2 separate regions of the Homo sapiens genome follow, and region 2 is linked to region 1. Evidence: read pairs that join two places in POLR2A ChIA-PET (ENCODE). Cell type or tissue: PC-9. All regions are shown on one strand.

Region 1 (5,000 bases):
AGTGTTTCCTAGGGTTTTGTTGTCGTTGTTATTTTTAAAAATAATTTATTTCATTTTTTAAGTCCAGATCTGTAGAAAATATAAAGTTTCTTTTTTCTCTGGGAGCTCTCATCTTGAAGAATTATTTGAAATGTATGATTATTAGCCTAAGAAAGCTGAAAATCAAATAAATTATGTTTTGATCTTCACAATTAGCAGTGTTTTTACAATATAATTTTTCATATTTTCTCTAAATTGTACATTCATATCATTGATGTAAGCAAAGTATTTTATGTTATAAAATTTTTTAAATTTCTAGAAAGATAAATAAGACGTGAATTTCAACCAATAGTGTCAACAATTATTTAAATACATTTTAGACACAGAATGGCAGAGTATTTAGAAGTGTATTGAATTTGATTACTTTCTAAAACGTGTGAGATCAGAGTAAGTCTTAATATCTATCCAGTTGACTTAATTCATGCTTTAATATTTTTCTGCTTGGTTTGTTTTGAAGATAGAAAAAAGCATTTTGTATTACATTTTCTGTAATCAATATAACTTACATCTGGCAATTTTCTAAGGAGTGTAAATTTGTTTGAAATACAAAATAAGTTGCCTAGAGAATCAGCTTATTTATTTTTCCAAAGTACTTTTAAAAAATTGGAATCTAAGCATTTATTTATAGTCAATGACTTCTAGTGAATAGAGGCTAAGAAATAATGAAAAAAAGGTTTAAACATAAGAACTGAAGGATAAAAGCTAATTCAAGAACTGAAAGAATTTCAGAGACTATATTAAAGAAAATTATGAAAAAGAGTTCAAGAATAATCAACCCTGAGAAAAGATCATAAATGGACAAAAACCAGGCACACACAATGCCTTTGCATTGCATTCATTTCATTATAAAGACAATGAGTAAGTTGAACTGTCTCATTATTTCATCACTTAGCTTTGTCTCAACTGTCAGGTATGAAAAATTACTGAGAAGAATAAAAGTTTTGAAAAGGAAAAAAATTTGAAAAGTATGAACACACTATGAGTGCTAACTCCAGAATAGCTGGTTTTTCAAGAATTATACAGGAAACTGAGTAATGATGTAGTAGTTAGAAGCAAAAGTGTAGTTCTGAGGTTCTCACACACTCCCAAAATGGAGAAACAAAGGGGATACTTGTAGTTCTATGGGATTATACATATAGGAGTTCATGGGTGATTTTTCAGCACTAAAATGTAGCTGTATATGGGTTCATAGACACTGAAGTCCTCATATTTTGGCCTCTATTTGATTTTATTATAAATCCAAAATTTTGCCTTCCAGGTAGAATTTTGGATAATTTTATGCCTCCAAATGTCAAAGGCAAGCTGGGCATCATGATCTGGCATAAAGAACCCTTCACTCAAAGAAGGTAAAAGATCTAGATTCAAGTGGCAACGTCTTTATTTAGCAATCACTGGCTTTAGCTAAATCCAAAATTCACTGGGCTTCAGTTTGAAATATGTACAATGGGCCAAGTGTGGTGGCTCACACTTGGAATCCCAGTACTTTGGGAGGACAAGGGGGAAGGATCATCTGAGCCTAGGAGTTCAAGACCCACGTGAGCCACATAACAAGATCTCTTCTCTATAAAAAACTAAACATATGCCTGGTGTGGGTAACATGTGCTTGTGGTGAACTATGATCACACCACTGCACTACAGCCTGGGCAACAGAGTGAGACACACAGTGTGTGTTTGTGTGTGTGTGTGTGTGTAATGATCATGTCACCTTCCCACAATACAATTATGAAGATGAAATAAATATACATGGAAGAGTTTTATAAGCACTAAAGTGTTAAACCAATGGGAAGTTTCACTCTTGACTGTTGTAGCAGATAGGATTTCACTTCTTTCTCTTTTATTTAAAATACTTTGTAATTACATATTTGAGAGGAAAATGCTAGGCACTTATCAATGTCTTTGGCCTCAGAGTGGTTTTGTACCAGATCAAGAATCAAGCAGTCAGAAGACAAAGTTCCATGTGGTCAGTTACATACTTTAGTGGCACCATGACCTAAATGTCGGCATGAAGACAAATTTATCTATCTATACTCAAAGATAAACACACACCTATAAATACATGTATTTTATTCAACTAAGAAAGTAGGTTGAAACCCTCCATTTGATATGTCTTATATAGTGAATTATTACTAAATTTTTACTAGTTCTAATTAGTACATTTTTGGCACTGCATTTTCAATATAAAATGGCCTTAAATTGAATAGTGATTGTAATTAGATTTATCTTTCTGAATCAAAATTTGCTTTATTATTGTTAGAAAAATCTCTACAGTAATGCTCAGCAAAGTGCCAATGAGGCTTCTATGCAAGAATCAGAGTAGAAGGAACATATTGTCATAACTGTTGTCTCCTTGATTCAGGTCCAGTAGCAGAGTCTATTACTTCCATGTGTTTAAACATTTTTTTCCAAATTTAATACTGCAAATTATCACTTGGCCAAAAATATTGAGAAAACATAATTTACTTCTTCCACGAACCTTGACATTGAATGAATGCTAAATGCACACCATGCATACACATTCACATATATTTGTCTGTACTATAGCAGAACAATACCAATTCAGTTTTGTAATTTAAATGGCCAAACCTTGTTACAGTAGGTAAAACATTTATGCTCCCGAAGAGTGTAAAAATCTTAGACAATGAGAGTTACTTAAATCCTGAAAGTTGCCAGGGATAGTCATAGGGCCGCTGGTCTTTTCAGAGAAGTTCAAGCTTGCCTGAAAGATCTCAGTATGTGGCAGAGTGTACACTAGAGGGTGGGATCTGTTGAGCTTCATTCTTAATCCACAAAGAATCAGCTAGTCAGTCAACCATAAATAAACACAATGACATCATTACCTTGCCTCTTGCCACCTGGGCGTAATGCCCTGCAAAGTTTTATGTTTCAGAGTTTCAGAGTCATGGGCACAAGAACACTGTTGATTGATTAGAAATATTAGCAATAGCCAATGCATTAAAGAAACAAAGAGTGTTAATTCAGTTTTACCAGGATGGATTGAATTCTCTCCTTACTCATTTGACTTCAAGTAGCTCTGCACTGGCCTCTCGTAAAGTATTTACTCAGGAACTTATCCAAGTCAGTGAGGTATTAACAATGCTTTTATCTTTGATTCTCTTACTTAGCTTCATCCTTAATATGTTCTTACCCCCAACAACCCTACCACCTCCAACCGGTTTTTAAAATTATACCCAAGTAATATTTATTGTTCCTTACAATGAGATCATTATAAATTCCATTTTGTTCACTTTGAATTTTGTTTGTTAAGGACATACTCGCAACATGTTATTAAACAAGAAAGCCATTCTTCATTATTGTCATCATATTATCAGCAGTGAAGGATTTCATTTTAAGATGAAGAAAGGGGGAAAAAGAATGTTAGAATGCAGATACTGAAACTAGAATTGATTTCACAGATATTAATCTTCTGTATCTGTTGCTCAATCATGGGACTTGTGTTGAAATATGGAACAGGTCAGTATCGGCTCAGCTTTATTCTGCTCAAGTTCTCCTTGCACATATCCTTTTGGGCTACTGTAAGAGAAATATTACCAACTTTCCAATGCTGAAAAGTAAAAAAGATTGCCCTCTCTATTTATTATTAAAGAACTCCTTGGACACATAAGCTCATTCTAATATAGAGGCACCTCATCACTCATTATTAATTTAACAAGCATTTGTTAAGTGCCTATTATGAGCCAGGCACTGTGCTAGGAAATGGGACCAATAAGAAACAAATGAATTTATAGTCTGTTGGGGATACACACATTAAACTCCTAATTACACGGACTTAATCACACAAATAACTATATATTCACATTAAATTCACTAAGGAAAACTTCAGTGTAATTCCTCTTAAGTCATAGTTATACGTTCATTTTTCCCCCTAATTCTGAATGGGAATGCATGAATAACAATTAATTTAAATACCTATTATATATTGAGCATGGCTCTATGTGGTAGGTAGACATGTCATTTGAAGTCATAAGCAAACTAGCCTTAGTTCAGATATGTCATTTAATTCACTTTGCCTTTAGGGAAGAAAGTCTAAAATTCTGTGAGTTTCAGTTCTTGTTTATCATCAGAAAAATGGAAATGGTAATAATTTCCAACATGATAGTTCTGAGGTTCAAAGAGGCATTAAAAACACGTCAGATGCTCTAATGAAGTTTCTAAGAATATGGAAGCATTAAATATTAATATAAATAAGAATAAGGTTACTCAAAAAACTGAATGAGAAAGTTAAGAAATATATCATGTGAGTTGCAACTGGGCTTTCATAAATGCAAAAATTTATAGAAAAATGAGAGGACCATATTTACTGGGAACAGGATGAGCAATTGTGCATAAATGAGAGTCAAGAGCATTTTGAAAATTGTAGAGAAACTGGTTTCATTAGGCTGAGGATATATGTGAAGCTGAGGGTACAGAATGGGAAGGGAAAAGACAAGTCATCACCATTTTAGCCTTAACTGCAAATTGAAAAGGAAGAAAGAAATTAAATATGCTGTCTTCCCATTTTTAGTTCTGTTTAGATACTAAGACACGTGAAGAAACTTTTATTTGTACTTTATGAATTTTGTGTTCTGTGTTCTTAGAAATGATGGAAATAGTTACTCCCTGTACCTGGAAAACATGATTTCATTTGAAAATAGGTACAGAGCTAGGAAAACAGGCTCCTAAAGAACATGGTGTTTGCTTAAACTGACAAATTAGAAGTAGGAAAGATTTTATTGTTTTGCTATACATATTTTTATGTACATTTTCAGCATTGATAGAATACATGCACACACATACATACATCCAGTTTTAGGTAGAACCATAATTCTGAAATCATAATTCCCTTTATACCAGTGCAATGGATATATGTGAAAGAGAATCATTATTTCAGGCAGCAAAAAAATAATAAGACAAGATCAACTATTAGGAGAGAAAGAAGATTTTAATATTGATTTAAATTGGAG
Region 2 (5,000 bases), 200 kb before region 1:
TCAATCACTAACTTTCTTAGGTGTCAAAACTCTTTGACCCCTGTTAAATGTTAACGCTTGAGAGGAGATACAACTTAACAGCTTAACACTTTAGTTCGGTGGTTCAAGATGCATTCCCTCACCTCCTTCCCAACCAACAACATCAGCATTACCAAAGAATTGATAAAAAATGAAAATTTTCAGGTCCCATTCTAAGATTATTGCAGTGAAACCTAGGGGAAGGTGGGGCTCAGCTATCTGTGTTTTAACAAGCCTTCCTGGACATTCTGAGACAGGCTAAATTTTGAGAATGTCTGCCATAGCCAATAGTCAGGTTAGTACTAAATTCCTAAGGTGAGGAATGTGGAATGTATGGAAATTCAACACTTGATGAAAAAGAAGACTACTTCATAGATTTATAGAATATACTATATCTATAGTATAGTATATCTATCGAATATAGTATAGCATACTTATAGGATATACTATATCCAGAAACCAAGGATATAAATGAGAGATGCAGTGTTGATCTCTGCAAGAAGCATATTGTCTCAGACAAATTAACCTATAGCTGTATAATACAAAGGTTATAATACAGGCAAATACAATGTCCTATAACCACACAGAAGAGAGTAAGTCTGCTTGAGAAGGTTAGAGAAGGCTTTAAATAAGTATAAAACCCGGGCATGACTGAAGGTTTAGGATATGCCTGGCACCGTTGAAGAGCTCTATATATTTAACTCCTCAAGCATTTTCTATCTCCTCATTTTACATGAAAAAGAACAGAATCTCAAAGAAGGTTAAGTACAAACATTGAAAATCTACGCTCTTACTATAGATGGTGACTTGAACTAGGTCCTGAGGACTACACTGTGGACATGTACAGAGGCAGTGACTAGCAAGCAATTGTTGGGGATGGACACTGGGCATGACGAAGTTGAAAGTCTTAAGTTAATGCGGTGGCCTGGGAAAGAGGCCATAAACAAAGGTTGAGTAATATTATAAAGGACCTTTGTTTGTGCACTTTTTCCCACAGACAGTGAGAAGCAGAATGGAGAATTTATGCTTTGGTGAACTCTTCAGTATAAAGAGTAAATCTGAATCTGAAAGCCAGTGACATTTGTCATCATTTTATTTTGTTTCTACTTCTCAAATTGTTAACCCCTATGGTTGAACTCCGTACTCCTGTGGCTTGAGACTTCGGTCTTACTTGTTTTCATCATACTGAAATCTGAACCAAGGGCCTCTCCTAAATCTAAAAGGGCCCCCTCAGGTCTGTCACTATCTTGGAATAAGTATCTGCATGGCCCAGTACGTTGAGATTTGTGATCTCATTTACTGGGGCTAAAGTAATGGAAAAGACTGGGCAGGAGACTGGCAGGAACATGTGATCGCTATAATTAACTAAAACACATTGTCATGAATAATATTATCCTTGGGTGTTGCTGACTTTAATTTCCCAGTAGTCTTTTCCTGCAGCAATAATAATAATAATAAAATAAAATAAAACATTACTTCTTTACAGAAATTTAAAACTTGGCAACCCCTGGGCAACTAAAGAGCAGAAAAATCATTTCAAATTAGACTTAGAAACACTTACGTGTTCAGAAAAATATTCTGAAGTTTTTTACTCTCCTCACCCAGGAGGAGAATAAAAAGTTTATTTAATATTATGCTATCTAATTTTTTATTTTTTATTTTTTGAGACGGAGTTTCGCTCTTGTCACCCAGCTGGACTGCAATGATGCGATCTCGGCTCACTGCAAGCTCTGCCTCCCGGGTTCAAGTGATTCTCCTACCTCAGCCTCCCGAGTAGCTGAAATTACAGGCATGCGCCACCATGCCCAGCTAATTTTTGTATTTTCAGTAGAGACGAGGTTTCACCATGTTGGCCAGAATGGTCTCAATCTCTTGACCTTGTGATCTGCCCGCCTCAGCCTCCCAAAGTGCTGGGATATCTTACTTTCATAATAAGAAAGACTATTTAATTTTTTTTTTTTAATGGAGCTTCACTCTTGTTGCCCAGGCTGGAGTGCAATGGCACTATCTTGGCTCACTGCAACCTCTGACCCCCGGGTTCAAGCAATTATCCTGCGTCAGCCTCCCCAGTAGCTGGGATTACAGGAACCCACCACCATGCCCAGCTAATTTTTGTATTTTTAGTAGAGGTGGGGTTTCACCATGTTGGTCAGGTTGGTCTCAAACTCCTGACCTCAGATCATCTGCCCGCCTCGGCCTCCCAAAGTGCTGGGATTACAGGTGAGAGCCACTGCGCCCGGCCAACCCTATCTTACTTTCATAATAATCACAAAGTGAAGCAGTAGCCCTACTAGGCACAGGTTATAGTGTCAGAGGAACAGCATTTTAATGTTGAGGTTATTACTTATTAGCAATGTCACCTTGAGTAAATTACTCAGCCTTTCTACTCTGCCATCTCATCATTATTTGTAAAAATGACTCAAAATAGTACCTGCCCTATAGGGTTGCTTTAAGTTTTAAATGAAGATAGCATTTAGAACTTGAGAACAATTTTCACTAAATAAAAACTGGTTTTTGTTGTTTCTATTATTAGCTGGAAAATAACAACGCTTGTAATTTGTTAGTCAATTTAAGTTATTCTATAATATAATTTTTACAGGTGTTGAATAATAATATTAATGCAGTGATTTTTAATAAAATAACTTAGTAATATATTGTTCTAAAAGTTCTATAATAACTTTTAGTTTTATCTAGCAACATAAAAAGAACAATTTCATATGAATAAAGCATTTCTCTCCTTTTTCCTTTTCTTTTTTTTTTTGGCTGGAGTGCAGTGGTATGATCTCGGCTCACTGCAACCTCTGCCTCACGGGCTAAAGCAATTCTCCTGCCTCAGCCTCCTGAGTAGCTGGGATTAGAGGCATGTGCCACCATGCCTGGCTAATTTTTGTATTTTTAGTAGAGACGGTGTTTCCCCATGTTGGCCAGGCTGGTCTCGAACTCGTGACCTCAAGTGATCCAACTGCCTTGGTCTCACAAAGTGCTGGGATTACAGGTGTGAGCCACAGCGCCCAGCTGAAGATTTCTCTACTTTATAACCTATGATCAATCCCTTCTTATATAGTCTGTAAAATAAATCTATATACTATTTCAATTGAAAATAAAGGAAAATGATGTGAAAAAAAATCACCATGACACCCAGAAGCACAGGTTTATCATTATTACATAACTACAGAGCATTTTTTTTTTTTTTGGTAACAAGGACAACTTAGACAATTTTCCTAAGCTGCCCCAGAAACCATATTTTCATGGCATGTCTTTTGGAGCTTGCAATGGGGTTCAGGAGCTCAGAATGGCAAAAAACCAAGAAACCTGGCATAAAATGAAACTAGTGTTCAGAAACTCACCTTATCTCCTTCTTCTACCTGGCAGAGCTCCTCCTCAGTTGCAGGATTAAAGACAGGAAATTTCTTGCCACTCACTGAATCATGCCATTCATTGTTTATGAAGATCTGTAGAGATGAAGAGAAAATACATACAAGGCGCTTAAATATGCAGAAAATTTTGGAAGTTTTCATAAACTTAAACTAAAGCATTTCACCATGCCTAAATGATGCACATCTCTTCACCTCTCAAAACTTTCTGGCTGTTTGAGACATTTTGTGTTCACATGCATAGACATGTACTAAAATGAAGTACATAATGCTTTTAAGTTTAAGGTATGCAATCAGTTCAACACTAGAAAATACATACTGGAGAAAACAATCTAGAAAACAATGCTTTTACCTGAAATGGCCATGAATTTGAGGCAAAGCAAAGGCTTTTGTGGGCTTGGTCTTTATTAATGATTGCTTCTATTTTCCACTTTAAATTCTGAACATCCTCATTTTCGGCTACTGGTGATTTGGAATCATAAGAGACTATTTTCTAATCCTTTAATGTTTTAAAGTTAAAAAAAGAATTTTGCTAAAGGATTCTAAAAGGAGTTCACTTAGAGAAAATTAGCTAGTCACATTGTTTCATTGGCTTTTTAAAAGCATATGGTTTTATTCTCCTTTTCAAAAGATTACCTGGTAATTTCGTTGTCTTCAGACAAAATCAGGAACAAGATTTCTTAATGGTAACTATGAGAAATAGACATGCAACTAAAGAAACAGTAAGCACTAAAAAATATGAAATTTTGTCTGTGTGTACTATAAAATAGAAATACTTAAAAGCATCAGTATGTCATTTAAAACATCTCAGTTTCAACTTTCATGTCACTGAATTTGTCTTTTCTTGAGGAGCCAGCTTTCACATTTCTAATTATTTGAAATATGAAAACAATCATAAATACAGTCTTGGATAGTATATAACTTTCTGTTAGACTTATGACAAGATGGACTAGTTTATTCTATTTTGAATCAGAGGTAGCTAACACAGGGAGTAAAGGAAGGTGACATATGTGCTGGATTATAACATATATCCTAATTCAGACATCCCTTCTTACTGGATATCTAAAGATAAGTTATTAATAGTTCAACCCCGAGGGAGAATGTAATGAAACACTCCTCCAAGGTTTAAATTAGCTACTATGCTAAATGCAAATTACTTATTTATTAAAAATTCCCCGGTGATCACTAGCATAGCTTAAAATTCTATCAGAGTAATAAAATGTATATTACTATATATCCCTAAATGCCTGAATATAATTCATTCTATATTCTGTGATTTATTATTTAGACAAAATATACTTCCCTGGTCTCCTCTATACTTCCATTGGACAATTTGTCACTTTTTAAATAGTCATTTTTAAGTGTCTGCCTTCCATCAAGGGCTGTGTATGGTTTTCCAGTCTATCTTCAGTGTCCAACAGCCCTCAAGCAATTTTAGCCTCAGTAAAAAATTCTTGAATAACTAACTTAATTGAATCAAAGATCTATAATCCATCAGCTACTCATGGATAAGATCTATAACGTTCTGCAAATGAATACTCTATGACACTTGTGATTTCCTACAAAATGGGGAAGAGGATAAGCCGTCTTGTTTGCCCATTCATGCCA

Evidence for each region. Peaks named below come from ENCODE experiments on the same cell type or tissue, not always from the same donor. Only the 100,000 strongest peaks of a DNase experiment are listed, where the experiment ranks them.
Region 2: POLR2A ChIA-PET joins it to region 1 with 6 read pairs; 3 of 35 experiments call an interaction of 5 or more read pairs at or near these places.

The regions. Positions count from the first base shown.
Region 1 is chr9:73,134,623-73,139,622 of GRCh38, forward strand. No RefSeq gene overlaps it. Among named protein-coding and RNA genes, the nearest start is that of ANXA1, 15 kb to the right of the region's middle. In PC-9, no CTCF peak of the experiment used is centred here; no DNase peak of the experiment used is centred here; H3K27ac peaks cover 1,190 bases.
Region 2 is chr9:72,936,783-72,941,782 of GRCh38, forward strand. It overlaps ALDH1A1 (aldehyde dehydrogenase 1 family member A1), which reads right to left. Exons shown (of 13, transcript NM_000689.5): 2 at 3,366-3,470. Among named protein-coding and RNA genes, the nearest start is that of ALDH1A1, 14 kb to the right of the region's middle. In PC-9, no CTCF peak of the experiment used is centred here; no DNase peak of the experiment used is centred here.